2 separate regions of the Homo sapiens genome follow, and region 1 is linked to region 2. The links are chromatin loops, found by intact Hi-C in ENCODE. Cell type or tissue: mammary epithelial cell. All regions are shown on one strand. Each heading gives the region's core, and the rest is flanking DNA. Links, peaks and the distances in the headings are about the cores only. Region 1 has its middle 26 kb from the start of LINC02100. Region 2 overlaps CDH18 (cadherin 18).

Region 1 (9,500 bases), core at 2,133-7,132, 840 kb after region 2:
TAATTTTGAAAAACCAAGAATGCTAGCAAGCTACTGATGTCATTTTCAAATATCTCAATGTTTCCAATATAGTCAACTACTTCTGGACTGGGCTTTCTTACAATAACATCAATTCTCATTTCAGTATCATATTAAGTTCAAATTTTCCTCTAGAGTCTTGCTTAGCTTATACCTTTGTCTCAAAATTTTCTGATTTCCTTAAATAGAAGATCTCTGTTCTTATTTTTATTACTACCTACCACATTCCCAACTAGGCCTTTAACCCATTGCATGTGGCTACTCAGAAGTGTTTTTGAGAAAGGGCCTGGGGAAGTAGCTCATGCCTGTAATATCAGCACTTTGGGAGGCCAAGGTGGGTGCATTGTTTGAGTCCAGGGGTTCAAAACCCGCCTGGGCAACATTGTGAAATCCTGTCTCCACTAAAAATGCAAAAATTAACCAGGCATTGTGGCACGTGCCTGTAGTCCCAGCTTCTTGGGAGGCTAGGGTGGGAGGAACATCTAAGCCTAGGAAGTCGAGGCTGCAGTGAGCTGTGGTCATGCCACTGCACTTCAGTCTGTGCAACCAGAGTAAGACCCTGTCCAGAAAAAAAAGTGTGTTGGAGAAAGGAATATAATCCTTAGCAGAAAGTTTAACAAACTGTTAATCCTCAAAGCTGATGTGCTTTGAGGATTTGAAATAGTTGATGTACTATTTACACTTATATATTTGTAATTACTGAAGATCTTTCCCCAGCCTGTATTAGATATGTTACACTGCATTTCGATAACCAACTTCTCACACCTCTCACAGCTCTTTCTCAAATACACGTCTGAGTAGCCACATGCAATGGGTTAAAGGCCTAGGTGGGAATGTGGTAGGTAGTAATAAAATTAGGAACAGAGATCTTCTACTTAAGGAAATCAGAAAATTTTGGGACAAAGATATAAGCAAGACTCTCACACCTCTAGCTAAGCCAACTTCTCACACCTCTAGTATTAACTTTGCCATTATATCATTGAAATCTGTAGTGTTTCAGATGTCTACTAGATAGTAAGCAATCAGAACATAGATTATATTTTATTCCTCTGAACTAAAAAATTATACGGGAAATTTCTGCTGGATAGGTGGAATATTAATAAAACCTTGTGGTATAAAAATATTTGGCAATTTGAAGGATAAAATGTCTAGTAAAACTAATGCAAATTAAGCAAGGAGATATATTTGCAAAGTTAAAGAAGTATTTTTTAGAGTATTGCTATGATTTGAATCTTTATGTCCCCTTAAAATTCATGCGTTACAATTCTAATACCCAAGGTTATGGTATCAGGAGATGAGAATTTTGGAAGATGATTAGGTCATGAGAAGAGAATCCTTATGAACGGGGATTAGTGGGCTTATAAAAGACACCCTAGAATAATCCCTCACTCCTTTCCCTATGTAAAGACTCAGAAGACGGCATTATCTGTGCACTAGAAAGTAGGCCCTCACCCGACAGAGAATCTGCTGGTGCCTTAATCTTGGACTTTCCAGTCTCAAAAACTGTGAGAAATACATTTCTGTTGCTTCCATGCCACTCAGTCTATAATGTTTTGTTACAGTAGCCAAAACAGAATGAAACAGGTATGCTGAGCAGAATGGGTTTTATTCAATTTCCAATGAGATACCATTGGGTAATCAGAAGTGTATCATTTTAAGTTTTACATTTTTATTTTATCTTTTAGAGACAGTGTTTTACTTTGTAGCACAGGTTGGAGTTCAGTGACAAAATCCTAGCTCACTGCAGCCTCAAACTCCTGGATTCAAGTGATCCTCCCTCCTCAGCCTCTCTAATAGACAGGACTACAGGAGTGAGCCACCATGCCCAGCTAATTTTTTTTTTAAATTTTGTAGAGACCGGGTCTTGTCCAGTCTTGTATCAAATTCCTGGCCTTAAGCGATGCCTCTGCTTCCGCCTCCCAAGTGTAATAATTATAGGCATGAGCCACTGCTCATGCCTATAATTTTTAAGGAAACATTTTCAGAATTGTATAGAAAATGAAAATGAGTATGTACCAAAATGGAAGTTTAACTCCTCTTAGCATGTTGATATAGTCTCTATTGGAAAGATGCTTTTGGCATGAATTAGCATGATGGCAGAATAGACAAACAGAAAGGGACAAATTAATGCTAAATTTTGATGTCGTAATTGACATAACTAATACATTGAATATAGTTTTAAATAGAAAAGAGAAATCAAGTTAACCATTGTAACTCATTAAGTATTTAAGCAAAACGATAATATTCCTGAAACAGAGACTAGGAAGGTGCAGGTTTGGAAAATTTTTTTTAAAGTTTATATTTTGTTTAAAATGTAAATTCAAGAAAACGGAGTGCCATCAGAAGAGGGTCATCTGTTTATTTGGCAGGACTGGAATAAAACCCTTAAGTTTATTATATTTGAATGTTTGTTTCTTACATTTATAAAACCAAAAATATGATTATTTTAACTCTCAAGATTGAATAAACTTAATAATAGTATCTTTTATAAACCCAATTTAAGATAGAGCAACTTCTGTGCCAGAAAGTTAATTGGGGGAGCGTTGATATTAAATACAACTGCCAACAAGACTAAATACAGACTTCGTCTGGTCAGCATATTTTCTCCCTAGAGAGAAAACTAAATGAGAAGCCAAATTATAATTCACAGATTTTGTGACAAACAAGGAATCAAGGGATAATGAAAATGTAATCAGACCAAAATAGGGATATGAGTGCCTCTTGCGCTTCATAGATTTAGTTCTTGAGTAAATCAAAAGAAAAAAGATGGGTAAGAAGAAAAACCATAAAGTAAGGATGGCTGTTACTAGATTTTTTAAAATTAAGAATATTATATATTGTTATAGTTGTTTTGTCCCTGATAAACCAAAAGAAATGTTATGTTTTCTATCAGCCATTCATCATGTTATGAAACAAAAATTAAAAACAAATTATTGCCTATGTCTTTTATTCGTTATAATAAGCATCAGAGCCTGTTTTACATATCCTGCAATCTAAAAGATGTGTGGGTTTCTTTTCACAGTCACATAACAATTATACTTGATCTGATTGTATGTGAATAATAGAGGCTTCTCTCTTTGAGTAGAAACTGATTAATTTGTTCAAAATACAAGGACAACATTGAACAGTATTTTTGAAAACCTAATCATTGCATAAAATTTCTTTTTAGTAATGAAACCTATTTTTTTCTCAGACAGAATGTTATGTAAACAGAAGCCCAAAAATCCATATGAACATTCAGAAAAAGACTACAGAGAATAAAAATAGTAATTACTGTAATACTAGTTCTAACAGAAGGGGCTCAGATACTTAAAAGCAAAGTGAAGAAGCTATGATAAGAACTTATTTATGCCTGAAATTATAATAGTTACATATATCTCCTCTCCTTTGGTCATTTGCTGTTTTATTTTTTTGTCGTTGTCTTTTCTTCAAAGGGTGTTTATATTATTAGTTTTAGATAAAACAGTGCTCTTGAATAACGTTGGTCCCACATTTATCATACGAATTCATACTGTTTTTCATTACTTGCTAATTATCTCATGTGCATTAGTCAGCCTTCTCTAATTAAATCATAATATTATTGAGAATAGGAAATAAAGCTAGTACTTGTTTTTTAATCACTTCAGTAGCCAGCATCCTAGAATTTCAGTGCAGAAATCCTATAACAGCTTGTTAATCTCTCAGTCAATGTATATTTATGAATAAATATTCTGAGAATATTACTTAATGGGAATATCTGATATTCTGGTTTTATGCTCGTTTGACTCTAATCCCCTTTATAGAGTTACTTTTTGAAAAAAAAGATTGGTCCATACTTTATTATAAAATCTTTCCTAGTTATATTTTAATTTTAGCAATCCTAATTGAAACATAAAAGTTTTACCCATCATAATTACCATGTATATGGTAGGTGATATATTTTAAGGGATATAAGATCCTTTTTTTGTCTTTTAAAAACCCAAAATATGTGTATGTTTTTGTATTGCTGTTCTTATTTATATCTATCCACATCAAAACATAAGATACACATTAGCAATTTAAAATCTAATTAAGATAATATTTTAAAATATCAGATTAGAAAATAAACAACCTTCCCCATCTCACATTAAGACGATTATCTTGTGTTTCACTCATTATGCATGTCATTATGTTTTACCTTATTTAGTTTCAGTCTATGACCAGTGGACTGAACACAAATTTTAACAGTCATTCTTTAAACAATCAAGGTAGATAAGTAACTTTAATTTACAAATGAAGACTGAAATTAGTTTAATAATTTTTCAAAGGAAAAAGTGAGTGGGGAGCGGTGCAACATATTAACTTGGTAAACGCAAAGAATTTGTTTTTATAGGACTCGGAACATTCATCTTCAGCCTTACCCATAAATGACTCATGATTGCTACCTCATGAAAGAAAAAGAAAGTTGGTTTTACGTGCAGCTGCTCCTCCTGCTGCTGAAAGGCTTGGATTGCCAGCCCTAGTGAAGTCCAGGTATGTATTTTTCACTTTGTCACTTCTCTATACAACTTTCAAAGGCATTACAGGAAGTTTTGTCTCTCCACACCCACTATATTGCTATTCTGTAATGCTGTAACAAATTTACCACAAATTTAGCAACTTAAAACAACACTTATTTAATGTCCTACAATTTTGTGTGTCAGAGTTTGGTGTCAGTCATTTGAAGTTCTTATCTGGGGACTCTAGGGAGAATCTACTTCCAGTCTCATTCAGGGTGTTGGCCAAATTCATTTTCATGCAGTTTTAGCACTGGGGTCTATATTTCCTTGCTGACCACTGCAAGAGGATTATTCTTCTAAAGACTGTTTGTATCCTCTGGATAGCTCACATTTAAGACTATCTCGATTGCTCCTTAATTCTCCATATGCTTTTTATATTTCTGGTTGACTCTTCTGTTTTCCTTTTCTGCTTTTACCAGCCCCTGTGATTTCTCTGAGCTCACCTGAATAAGCCAGCATAGTCTGCCTATTTTAATGTTATCTAATTTTAAATGTTAATTTATCTTTTCATCTTCAATGCCCCTTTACAGTAGTGCTTGCAGTAGTGTTTCAATGAATAAACCCTAGTCAAGAATCTTGTGACATCTTTTGAATTAAGCCTACCACACACACACACAAAATTGATATTTAAACCTAAATGTCCTGATATGCCTGCTATTATTTCTTGTTTTAAATATGAGAAATATGCCTCAAAATTTACCTACTTTATATTCTCACCCAATTGATAAATATCTATTTTGAACTAAATAAAGTACTAACCTATTGGAGAATCAAGTCATACAAGTCCATTGGTGGAAATCAAGAAGACTGAACTTATGTACTAGACCCAGCTACTATCAGCTGGATTGAACCCCCCATGTTCTTTTCTTCTGAACTCTGTGTCCCATGACATCACATTAATAGCTGAAAATCAGCCTTGGTAGAAGTAGTTATACCGTGGGGATTAGCAAACTGTACTGCAAGTTGCAATAGATTATGCTATGATGGAGATTTGTGAAGGTAAAGGGATAACCTAACTCGGGTCGAGGAAAAGGTAGAGGCCAGATAATATTTCTTTGTGAAAGCAACACAATAGACATCTTGAAGTCTCAAGCGTTTTTTAGTACTTTGGAACATTAAATGTTTCCATTTGGTGATTATATCAGACAGACCAGAAATGCATGTCTTAACTTGCACACGTTGGCTTCAGTGAGCTTGAGCAATTGAGTTAATCTATTTAGGCTTCAGTGTCCAAAACTGTGGGGCTTGTTTGTTTGTTTATTTTAACATTCAATAAATACATACCAACCACTTCCATGTATCACGTGATATGCTAGACCTGAGAATAATGTGGTAAGAAATAAATATTTTTATTAAACCAAAATGTGCTTAATATACATTCTACAGATTTGAAACTTAATAAGCAAACGTAAGTTAGTGATAATGATTTTGTGTTTCAGGACCTTTTTAACAATTTAAAGAAGCTTAAGAAAACTTTCTTGAGAACACTTATATGAAGATATGTAACAATTTATATAGAGTTTTAAGAAATTAATCAGGCATTTTATGCCCATTCATTGACTTTCTTTGTATCCATGCAACTCTGTTAAAATTTTAGAATTTTAGGAGAAAGTGGAAATAAGTAGCTCTTTATTTTCAAAGACATAGTAGAAAAAAACACTAAGGAATATAGTCACAACACAATGTGGTTTGATGTGACTGAGCAATAGGCTATAAATATAGAACAAATACAATATAAGCAACAATAGGTGAATCAAATTAAGACCATGGATGGCATTGTGTATTTATGTAGAGAATTTAGTGTTTTAAGTTCACTTTTGGGTTTGGATTTTATAAATTGTTTTCTGTCTTCTGTGTAGCATTATAAGAGAGATTTTCCTTTCATTTTGGAGGAAATCTGTTTTAAGAAGGCTTGGGAAATGGTATAAGAGTCTCTAAGCCTTTGGGGGAAAGGTTCCCTTTTTTCCATTACAGTTATTTCCTTTGGGTTGATATTTCCCTACTTCTTCATTCTACACAAGCAATAAGTTCTAAAGAGAGCTTCATGTAACATTAGAACTATTTTAACTGAGAATCTTCAAAATATTTAAGCAAAGCATTTTAACTGGCTTGCAGCTTCCTAACTCTTAAATAATTTTTTCATAAAACAGCCAGAGGTTTCATTGCTTTTAATGAGCATGAGGCAGAAAAACTTAAACTTCATTTTGGAATTGTGTTTGAAACTCTAAATGGAAATGCGGAATAGATTAACTTTTTTTAATGATAAAAGCAAAACCAAGAATTTATCCTTAGGCAAATTAATAGCCAAATAAATTTCTTATTTTCAGTTTCTACAGGACAATTATTTTTAAAACCTAATATTGTTCCATTAAAGTGGGCAAAGTTAATATTCTCCAAGTAGATCTAATATTCAAAAAAAAAGTCCATTTCAAAAGTACATTTTGATTTGCATTTTGATTTTAAGTAACAATGAGTTTGTTTTCAAATAAAAACCAAAGTAACTCTAATATAATAACATATATTTTTCATTCATTTATATGTTTGCTCTCCATCTCTACTTTGATAAATATGCTAGTCTTATGAGCACATAGCCATTATTTTTTCATTTGTATATTAGTTTATAGCTTTAATCATTATCTCATGGCAATAAACATTTAAAACAAATTACTATTATGAATGTGAAAATTTTAAATAAATAAACTGAGAAAATCTTAAAATTTGACTTTCTGTGAATAAAAATAAACATTGTGAGGCTCTTCACTGTAGTCTCATGGCATATTTAAAAGAAAATGTTTTATGGCATTTAAGCTATTTTCATTCCAAATTCCTACTCACATTATTATAAAAATTCCATTTATATATTTGAATGATGTAATAGAGAAGATAAAGCATAATCTTTGTTTTAAAATAATGATTAAAACCTGAGTAAGTATTTGGTATGGTTTAGATATTTAACCCCTCAACACCTCATGTTGGGTTTTGATCCCCAGTGTTGGAGATGGGACCTAATGTTTGGATCATGGGAGCAGGTCCCTTATGAAGGCTTGGTGCTGATCTCAAGATAATGAGTGAGTTCTTGCTCTATTAGTTCCCATGAGAGCTGATTGTTAAAACGAGCCTGGCACATTCCTTCTCTTTCTCTTGCTATCTTCCTCTCACCATGTGATCGCTGCACACACCTACTCCCCTTCACCTTCTGCCATCAGCAGAAGCAGCCTGAGTACCTCACCAGAAGCAGATGCTGATGCCATGCTTTTCATACAGCCTGCAGAACTGCAAGTCAAATAAATCTCTTTTCTTTATAAATTACCCAGTCTCAGGTGTTCCTTTATAGCAAAACAAGTGGACTAAGTCAGTATCATATATATGTATAACACACACACACACATATTTTGCTATTATATATAATATATAATGTTTCTATTTTTATATGTAATAACAAAAGTATACAGAATATATCATTTTAAAAATCGAAGTATGATTAACAAGTTCTTTCAATATACATTTTTCAAATTAGGGGTGGAGAGCCACTATATTATTGAGTGCTGAAGAGGTTGGGATAAACAAGCTAAAACCAAGCCATCCTAATGGCCATATAAACTTCACACACCTTTTTGAAGAGTTACAACCTTAGATTCAATATTGTTATGAGAAATTAAAATTAAAGTCTAATCCCGTTTATATAATTCAAAGACACTGAAAAATCCATGCAGCTTTGAGATGATGCTATAATAGGATGGGACTCTTGAACGCCTTGGGAGGTGGATGTATTTTGTCAATGGGAAAGGCATGAAGCACAGGGGTCAAGCTTGCTGAGGATGCTTTGTTGAAATTTCTTGAGTACATTCCCTCCATCTTTAGATCTGTGAAATTATAAAGTCAAATTTACTGCCTCTATCCTACATACGACGTAGAAGGAAATGCATACCTGTTACAGAAATGTTTGTTCAAAAATGGGGAAATGGAAACCAGAAAGGGGTCACTGGAAATTCTGAAATCTAACTCAGAAAATATTGTGCATTCCTTGATTAAATCGCAGCCTGGGAATGTCTTTTCTTCCTTGCAGTTTCCCAAATTGATCCGAAGACTTAGCGCAATTCTAGTCATAATCTCAGCAAACTGTTTCTTCCATGAATTGACAAGTTGATTCTAAAATGTGTTAAATATATAGAAATAGACTCATAATTACAAAATGATCTTTTAAAAGCAGTACAAATATGGAGGGCTTACAATATATGTTTAAGACATTATAAAAACAGAGCGAAATTTGAGTAAGGATAGATAGATTAGTGGAACAAAGCAGAGAATCCTAGAATAGAACTATAATTACATGGTTAAGTGATTCACACACACACACACACACACACACACACACACACACACACACACACACACCAAAGAACAGTCCTTCTTTGTTCAAGATGCACCTTCAACAAAGCTCCTGAATCAAATAGAAATCCAATGGATAGCTTTAGACCGACAGACCTAAAAAATTATTACTGTATGTACCCTGATTAACTTACTCTGAAAACATACCCCAGCAAAATAGGGGAATAAGCAGAAAACAAAACATAGAATTTCCCAAGTATGAATCCAACGGAAGAGAGGCAATGGAGAATCCAGGAGTATCAAATGTATCAAAACTTGCTGAAAATAAAGAGTCCTGATTCAATTAAGGTAAGAGAAGGCTTCCTGAAAGCTGCCTCATGAAAAAAGATAAAAATTATATTTAGCCATTTAGAATGCAAGATTAAGTGGAGATGTACAAATGCACTGGAGGGGCAGAAAGATTAATCATAGATTTTGAATACATCAAAGAAAATAAAAATATGAGACAAATATCAACTCTAGAAAAAAATGGAAATAATTATGTAAAGGAAATATAACTGTATCACTTAACTAAAAAAATTGCTATTACATGTTTATGTTGATTAAAATGCAGTTTAGACAGATATGTATTATTAT
Region 2 (9,500 bases), core at 2,090-7,089:
CTGGGTTCAAGCGATTCTCCTGCCTAGCCTCATGAGTAGCTGGGATTACAGGCATGCGCCACCACGCCCAGCCAATTTTTTTTTTTTTAATTTTTAGTAGAGACGGGGTTTCACCATACTGGTCAAGCTGGTCTCAAACTCCTGACCTTGTGATCCACCCGCCTTGGCCTCCCAAAGTGCTGGGATTACAGGCGTGAGCCACCGCATCCGGCCGAGGGACCATCTACTTTAAGGAATGCAGAGAGATAGACATCTTAATTTACTTAATAGGATGTTTGGGGCATGGGATAAGTAAATTTTTCAAAGAGACAGTATTCATGCATTGGTAAGATATTGTTTTTCTCAGACGTGTGACTTTATCCCAAAAATATGCTATTTTAAAAGACATTTCTTAAAATATGTATGTGTATGTTTGTTGATACTTGCTTATTATATAGCTCATACTGTTTATTAAAATATATCTATTACAGGAGTTATTAGAACGGCCTTACATAACATGGACAGAGAAGCCAGAGAACATTACTCCGTAGTCATTCAAGCCAAAGACATGGCTGGGCAAGTTGGAGGGCTTTCAGGATCTACAACAGTCAACATCACCTTAACCGATGTCAATGACAACCCACCACGCTTTCCTCAAAGTACGTATTTGTTTTCCATGATTTGAATTTATCATTATCTCTTTATGTAAAGTAAAATGAAATACTTGAACAGTGTTATGTTACTGTTTTCTTAAGTGGAATTGTTCTGTTTTTGTACTATATGATCACCCTTCTTCATGTAAGACTCATGAAATCACTCCAGCTATTGTCTTCTGAACCTAGGAAATAATTGGGAATGTGTTCAGAGTTGGAGTTTCATTTGGCATCAAGTTAAATATTAAAAATGATGTGGTGGTACTAAAAAATGGCATCTTGCCTTTGGCGAAGTATCTGTATATTCTTAAAGTATTCATGGAGATGTTGAAAAGGTATTTTGATGTGAACATTCTTTTCATGCAACATTATTCCATACATTCTGTGACTGAATTTTTTAAAAAAATTCTTCATGTTATGAATAAATGCTGTATACAAATGCATGCATGTATGCACACACACACACACACACACACACACACACACACACGCATCATCCAAAAGCAAGTTGAAGTTAATATGATAAGATGAGGTCTCAGAGTAAAATATAAGACTTGAAAACAGAAAGCATAATTCAGTAGGCAATTTTGGGGGGAGAGGAGAAATATGAATCCTGTGGGTTTGGAGGGAGATGGTGTTTATGACATGTTCTGAATGTAAAGGATATAATTATAATATATTTGAGTTTTTAAAAATGGAAGATACTATAGATAACATTTTATACGACAGTCACTAATAATCACAAATATCCTACAGAGGAGTTGTCTCTTATGTTCCTCTTACAAATGATGTCTAAAAACTGTCATAAATTAGATCCTTTGGTACGTCATACAGGCTCTTCTCAAATCAGCGCGAAATGCCTTTCTCAACTTTATCTCTTGTCTCTTAATAGCATTTGCAGTACACCTCAGGCCTAGACACTGTGGAATACTGCCTCCTCCTAAAATATAATAACACTTTGTACGTCCTTACTTCAACTAAAATTTTTCCTTATTCACGGCCCTTTGTTAAAATCCCTGCTACAAGTTTCTCTGAAGTTCCTGTTGCAGAATTAGAACAGTTTTGCAATTAATTCCTGTTGCAGAATTACTCACTCTTTTTTCCCTCTTGCACAGCACTTTTGCATGCTTGTTCGTGTTATACTAATTTTCCCTCTTGCACAGCACTTTTGCATGCTTGTTCATGTTATACTAATTTCTGCAGGTACATAGATCCCCTTGCACAGCACTTTTGCGTGCTTGTTCATGTTATACTAATTTCTGCAGGTACATAGATCCCCTTCCACTTATGAGATCCTCTAGGAAGACGCTTAATTGTTTTGCGAACTTAGGTGTTCAGCCCAGTGAGGGCCCAGCATTTGATAAATGATTCTTAGTGAGTAAATTAGTTGAATTTAAATACTCTGTCAAACCATCATTATTAAAAGATTATTATTAAATACATGCAAATCATAGTCATAGTTAAATAAAAATCATTTTAAAATGTTGATGCCAGAGATAAGATAATGTTACCTGGTGCATTCATGTGGCGTTTGCTCTATGAAGAAAGTATATATCATAGGTAAGTCCATATTTTATTGAGCCATAAAATATAATTAAATTTTAAACCATTTTGCAGATTAGGATGAACTTTTGTATCAATGTTATCACTTAGTTCAACAATGTGCATATACATGAGGTAAATGTTATTATTTCATAGATTGGTACAATTGAAGTTGAAGATAAAGATAATAAGCGATAATTCAGACTCAACAGAATATACTCTTTATTATAATTTAGGATACCAACTTGCCTATCTTGTTTTCAAATAGATTCTACCACCACTATTTTAAAGATGTACATTCATATTGTAGCCTTAATAGACAGAAAACTCAGGTTGTAAATCATAGGATTCAGTAAATGCTAGTTTGTAGTAAATATAGCATCTCCCACTCTCTCTTTTTCTCCATTTCTTCCTAAAATAATTATTAAAATTACAGGTTTATTAAGATTGACTTTGCAGATGTACAGAAAATTTTAATTGTGATGGATATAAGGAATATTATTCATATAGATGAATATAGATATATAATAAAGAGATATTTGTTCCTAATTTTATTATGTTGATCAATAATAGTGTCATTGTTGAAGCATCAGTGTACAGTGAAAATAATCACTTTACCTGACAAAACAGAATAAGTGTATACTCTCTGAGTTAACTCATTGTGTCTAATGAATTCTATGTTTCTTCAGTCAGTAACATTCTGGCAGAATGACTGACAGATGTAAATCCTGCTGCATTTCAAGGTGTTCTTAGAGTTTTGAAAAGGAGGCACTACACAATCAGAAGTTTACACTTGGGGTTTCTTAAAAGATACTTTATTTCGCACTCCATTTGAACAAAACAATTCTGCTTTTGCAACAGTTTGGTGTCACCATGACAAAAGTAGCTTGTAGTAAAGTGCTCTTTAATTTATCCATAAATTGCAGCTTATTAAACAGCTATGTACCTAGTGGGGAAGTATTGTAAACTGCTTGGAGAAAAGAAATAATATAAGGACTTGTATTCACAAAATACCATGACATGCGCAAGTCTATACACAGCTCAAATTCTATAAAGTTCATATCCTGTCATCAAATGGATCCAGTAGTTGAATTGTTTCTCTTAATGTGAGGTTTTTACAGTTGCCCTTTCTACTTCTTTCTCTCATCACCTGTCTGAGACAGTTATATTTCTTACAATTGACACTTGAATAAACATCCCTAACTACAAATTTTGCAAAAATATTCTCTCAAAGTGTTTTTTCCTCCATGCTTAATCTACCATGCTTGAGAAAGTGAGTAGGCTAGTTATATTGCATGGTAATTAGTTATCCCTTTATCTTGAAGTAAATAGGCTTTGAGTAAGTGTTAGAGAGGTAGTAAATTAGAGCTAGTAATTTGCTTTACAATGTCTCTACTCTAGAGAGTTACAAACTCAGTAGCTTAGGATACAAGTCAGATAAATGTCTTGGAGGAAACAGGCTGCTTGTCAGTATCAGGAATGTGAAAAAGGAGCATAGAGACTGGATAATGCATGCCCAACTACAAGGGTAGCTACTATTTAATTCAAATTGATGCCTACCTCTGGGCTACATGGTGTTGGAAAAGGAGCCACTCAAACAAAACAAAGCAAAACAAAAGGACTCATAGTGAAAGAAAACAAATCAGCCCATCTATGGCTTGAAATTCTACTCAAAGTACACAAACGATGTGTACTTCTCCTTCTAGAGAAAATCATCCATCTAAAGATATAAAATTCCCTAGTGTGTGTTCTTTCATTAAAGGTAATCTATTTTATTCTGCCATTTCCTATTCTAGTTTTTAAAAACTTTATTCTGGGTTATGGTTGTTGCATAACTTATTCTTGGATAGGTTAAAAAGTCACTGACATTTATTTATTCTGCACAAACCATATGCATATAAAATTCAATACCTTACATGAAAGTTTACAAAACAAACCTTCTATATCCTAAATGGAAGGAATTATATTGTTGTATTGAGGATTGCTCTTGTAAGATAAGTCATCTAGTAACAGAAAGAAGCATAACACATGCCAAATAATCACAATGAATCAACCTTTAGGGCTTGATCCTCCAATATTACATTGCACCAACTGCAGCCACAAGTGAGCTTCAGTTTTTGGAAATTTGCTATCATTATGTTAGCTTAATCTAACATAACTTTCTCCAGAACTTAAATGATAGTAAATTGCCAAGAACGTAAACTCACTTGTGACTGCAGTTGGTTTAGTGCCATGTAATATTGGAGGATCAAGCTCTAAAAATTCAATAGATGGCAGTATTTCCCATAAAGTTAGTAAACATCACAATTGTTTAACTGGTTTGGGTAATTTCTAAAGTTAATGAGAAAGAAAATATTGCTGAAGATATTGGCATTGATTTTTTTTGGGGGGGGAGCTGTTGTTTTTATTATTTTCATTGTTATGGGTACAAATATGAATTTATATAATATTTTCATCATTAAAATTTTGTTTGAAACAAATTAAAAGAAAAAGAAAACAAAGCTTCTCCCTTGACCCATCAAAATATGCAGGATTTTTTTTAATTATCAAAGAATTGAGGTCTTTCTAGTGTCTTTTGAAAATGATATCTGGGTCATTTTATTATAGTTGTAGGCATATATTTTGAAACGTTTTGAGCATTTCTTTAAAATGACAGTATATATTTGATTTTGATAACTGTTCCTACTCACTTTGAAATAAGATAAATTCTGCAGCTGCATGTTTAGTATTCTACATATGTAAATTTCATTCAAGTTTATTCCTTGTACCATTCCAATTTTCTATATCCTTATAGAATTTTTGCTCGTCTGTTATTGAGAGAGATGTTAAAGTCTTCCAAGATGATACTAGATGTTTCCATTTCTCTTTTTTCCTCTGTTTAATTTTTCTTAGATGCAGTTTTAAACCATGCTATTGGATGCACACAGATCGAAGGCTTTGATATCTTTCTCTTGATTAAAATTGTTTTATTGTGAAATATATGTCTATAGTTCTAATAATACTCCATACCTTAAAGTCTAATTTGTCTCCTATAGCTATTCCAGAGGTTTCTTTTTTTTCTTCATTTCTTTTTGGTTATGGTTTGTGTGGTATAATGTTTTCTATAATTGTACTTTCAAACTTTATTGTTCTTAATTTTTTATTCTTAATTTATAAATGTTTCTTGTGACCACTTAGCTAATATTTTTGTTGTTGTTTAGTTTAAAATGACATTATAATTTCTCTTGCTTTTGTTGATTTACTACACTTATAAGTATCTTAATTACTGATATAGTTTCATTTAGGTATATCATTTGCTATTTGGCTAATCTTTTCTTCTCCTTTTTTCCCCTCTCTCATATTCTTTGAATTATTTAATTTCATTCATTTTGTCCTCCATTCACTTTTTAAAAATTTTACATTTTTATACTTTTTTCTATTTAAAAAATACTGTAGATATTATTATTTATTTCACTCTACCTTAAATTATAATTTCATTGCTTGAAAATAGAATGACTTTAAAACTGTTTAATGTCATTAACCCTTTGTTGTTGTTTTTTCTATTTTTGTCATCTTATATATTCAGTCCTATATGAAATTGTCATTGTTGCTGTTGTGTTAAATAGCAAATCATTATTTTTTAAGACAGTAATAATTTACCCTTCCTGGTACTATTTATTTCTCCTTGAATTTCTGTGTTTCCTTCTAGAATTATTGTTTTCTAAAGGGAATTGTAAATTTCTTAAAATATTATTTTCCCATTTTTAGTGACAGAAAACTGCCAATGAATTTTCTCAGCTTTTCTATATAAATTTACAATTTTGCCTTTATTTGCAGAAGGTATTTCCAATCAGAATAGAATTTTAGTTTGAAGGATTTTCTCCATTTCAATAATTATTAATATAATTTGCTGTTTACCATTTTGTTCATTGAAAAATCAACTGTAGAATTCCTTTACTGTACAATAGTTTACTGTAGTTTATTGGACCTTTCTTCTATTAAGATATTCTTTGTTATATTTTGTTTTCAAAAATTTAACCTACAATGCACCTAGGTATTTACTTTTTAAAAATCTGACTAATGGTTGTAAAGATTTTTTAAGCTATCTTTTATTAGTTTTGAGAAACTCTTGGTTAGAATTTTTTCAAGTATTTCTTCGACCTCATTTTCTCACTTCTTTTCTATTAGTTCTACAAAGTATGTCAGCTAGGTCTTTCAGTTATATAACATTCATCTATTACTGTCTTTGCTGTATAATAATTATTATTCTACAGTCTTCTACAGTCTTCTTTAACCTGGATATTTTATATTAACCTATATTCTAGTACACCAATCCTTTCTTCTGCTGTTTGTTCAGCAATTAAACCCATCTATTAAATATATTAAGTACACACTTCAGCATTGACATTTTTGTTCTAAAATTTTTATTTGGTTTAGTAGATAAAGATTATTGGTATCTGTTGAAATTCCCCACCCTTTTCTTTATTTAAACATATTAACCATAAACATATTAACCATACTTATTTCAAAACTTTTTGTAGAATTCTAATATCATAATCATGCCTGGGTCATTTTTTACATTTTTTCCTTCTTAGTTTTAGCCAATGCTCATTTTTAATCATGACTTTGAATTACTGATTGAACATTACATAAAGGAGTTGCAGAGGTTCATGATTGTGCAATCTTTCAAAGAGGGGCAAGTTATTTCTTGCAGACATATACAGTGTGGATTACTTAAATCAGTTGGATTCTGTTAGCACTAGCTTATTTTATTGCTCTCCTTACTTCCGGGAAGTAGCTCTTATTCCTGGAATCCGGATCTTTCTTTACTTACTCTCCACTGGTCTCAAGTGTTTACCAATTTCTGACTCTCCAGTAACTCATGGCTGCTGAAATCTCTGCCTAGCGCCTTTGCCTTCCAGATGCACTTTCTGTTGGTTTCTCAGAGCCTCTACAAGTGTCAAAGTAGTGGATGTGTCTACAATTACCACAAGAAAAATTGCATTTGTTTTTTTCCTCACTTACCTGAGGTTTCTTCTTCTCTGTGCTTTTGTCCTCAATTTCTCAGCCCCTGTGCCAGCTCTGAACTCCAACCTGTCTCCAAAAGCTACACAATTTTTGCTTGGACTCTTTCAACCAGCACTACATATTTTTAAATACCCTCAGTATATGTGCATATAAAATTTGTTTTGTTATGGTTTCTTTCTCTCAAGAATCATACTCCATCCTGAGTTCCCTACATTAATTGCCTTCAATGCCTTAAAACAGTCATTTTCTATATACTATGCATCTTTTAGAGTTGTTTTATATGACAGAGTTAGATATACCCCTCCATCATATCCAGATTTGAAAGATCATTCCACTTAAGTTTAAATAGAAAGATTATGGAAGATAATTAGATGTATTCTCTATCAATTTGTATTCTATGTGGCTAAATTGAAAGGATGAACTCTAAAATAAAGATGAAATTATTAAATTAACTTTAAATGAGTAATATTATTATTTTATTTTCATTTAGCCTTCATAGAAACACAATATTTTTATCTTACATCATGATATTTAGTTTATAAAGATAATTGAAAATTATTATGTATTTATTATAATAAGACACATACACCTGTAGATCATATTCTTTCTAACAAAGTAACAGCTATAAATAAATAATAGTATTACATTCTTCTGATTTTAGAATTGAATATTTTGAAATTATATGGAGCTCTCTGTTTAGAAACGTACTAGTCATGACATTTCAATTGTATTACGGTTTGTTTTTAATCTATGTGGTTGTGTACTATAATAAAGTTACAGAATAATTCCTTTTCCTTTACATAATATTTTGTTTAGGTAGGTATGTTTATGGTAATAAGCATATATTTCTTGGAAATAATTTGATTCTTATAGTTAGGCATTACAAATCAATTTGCACACCTTCAAAGAATACTTAAAAAGTGGACTGAATTTCAATTAAAATTTCTAATAGTCTTTCTTCAAGCATTTATGTGTTATTTATGATTAAGAGTGAGAGAAAACAAAGAAAGTGTTCCACTATAATACTTGAGAGAAAAAAAAAACTTTCTATAGAATAATCAGCTTTCCTATAGTGCATGTTGACACATAGAAACAGAATGTATTGGGTTAAACGATTTTAAAGATATTTCTTAGAACAGTAAAGATTCTGATAGAGGAAAATTGCCCTTTTTATTTATGGCATTCAAATGGCAGTAGTACTTAAATTTACTTTATTTATGTTTTAAAAAACATTGCACGTAGAGCCAACCACAATGCTTAATAATCAATATTCAGCTTAAGTCTCTTAAATGCAGGAAAATCTCAGAATACTTTGTGTGTGTGTGTGTGTGTGTGTGTGTGTGTGTGTGTGTGTGTGTGTTTTAATTTGAAATTAGCATTCTCAGCATAAACTGTATTTGCATAAACATTTAAAGTGGAGATTATAAAAACTGTCTGGTTAATTTTATCAGGAAAGACAGGCAAACTCTGTAAGTCAGACATCATAGTTTCTAACCTCTCACATGTCAGTCAGTTTTCCCTGAGAAGCATCTCACTTTCTCAAGTAAATACTATAAAATAGTAAATAGTTCTAACAAATGTAATGATTAAATTTATTACAGCTTTTGTAAGATAGGGCCTTGGGGTAATCATAGGGAATGACTTATTCAAGTAAATGACAAAATTACTGTAGTAAAGACACAAGGTCTTTTAAAAAGCAACTAGAATCAGTGCTGTCCTGGAGGAAAAGAAAGTATATTAAAAGGGACAAGCCTCAGTGAGACAAATGCCCTTTTATTATTCCCACCATGTCTTCCTTCCTTAAGTGTATTTTCCATAATCAGTAGTATATTATGATGCAGTCTAAGAAATTATGTGAAAAGATCACATGTGGCATACAAAACTATGGTGCATCCAGATACAAAGCTGTTACACAGTGAGATCTGTATTCCTAAGCTGTGAAAAATTATGTAGTCTTAAAACCAGAATAAATTATTCTAGTACTACTTGAAGAAATTAAAAAGTAAAAAAAATTCTAATGAGTTAGAACATAATTTATATATATTTTATTTATGTATTTATAATTTATATATTTATATATATTTTATTGATACTATAAACAATTTGGTGCCTAAAATTGAAAAATGCACATTGCCCTACCTCATATCTCAGAAAATCTAAGCCTCACACACTGAAAATCCAAGCAAAACTAGCATTTTGAAGATAATTATATATTTTGGTAGTAATATCACTTTTTGTGATTTTGGTCAGATTTTCATCATAAATTCCCAGCATTTGTTGTGTCTCTTCTTCATTTTTCTATTCTGAAAAACAGCTCAA

The links. Peaks named below come from ENCODE experiments on the same cell type or tissue, not always from the same donor. Only the 100,000 strongest peaks of a DNase experiment are listed, where the experiment ranks them.
Region 1: it touches region 2 in a loop (17-fold over the local background); 8 of 110 quality-filtered maps call a loop at or near these places.

Annotation. Positions count from the first base shown.
Region 1 is chr5:18,767,623-18,777,122 of GRCh38, reverse strand. No RefSeq gene overlaps it. Among named protein-coding and RNA genes, the nearest start is that of LINC02100, 26 kb to the right of the region's middle. In mammary epithelial cell, for the core only: a CTCF peak has its summit at 4,476; a DNase peak (open chromatin) is centred at 4,442; H3K27ac peaks cover 379 bases.
Region 2 is chr5:19,603,572-19,613,071 of GRCh38, reverse strand. CDH18 (cadherin 18) reads left to right here. Exons shown (of 13, transcript NM_004934.5): 6 at 471-638. Among named protein-coding and RNA genes, the nearest start is that of CDH18, 380 kb to the left of the region's middle. In mammary epithelial cell, for the core only: a CTCF peak has its summit at 4,441; no DNase peak of the experiment used is centred there.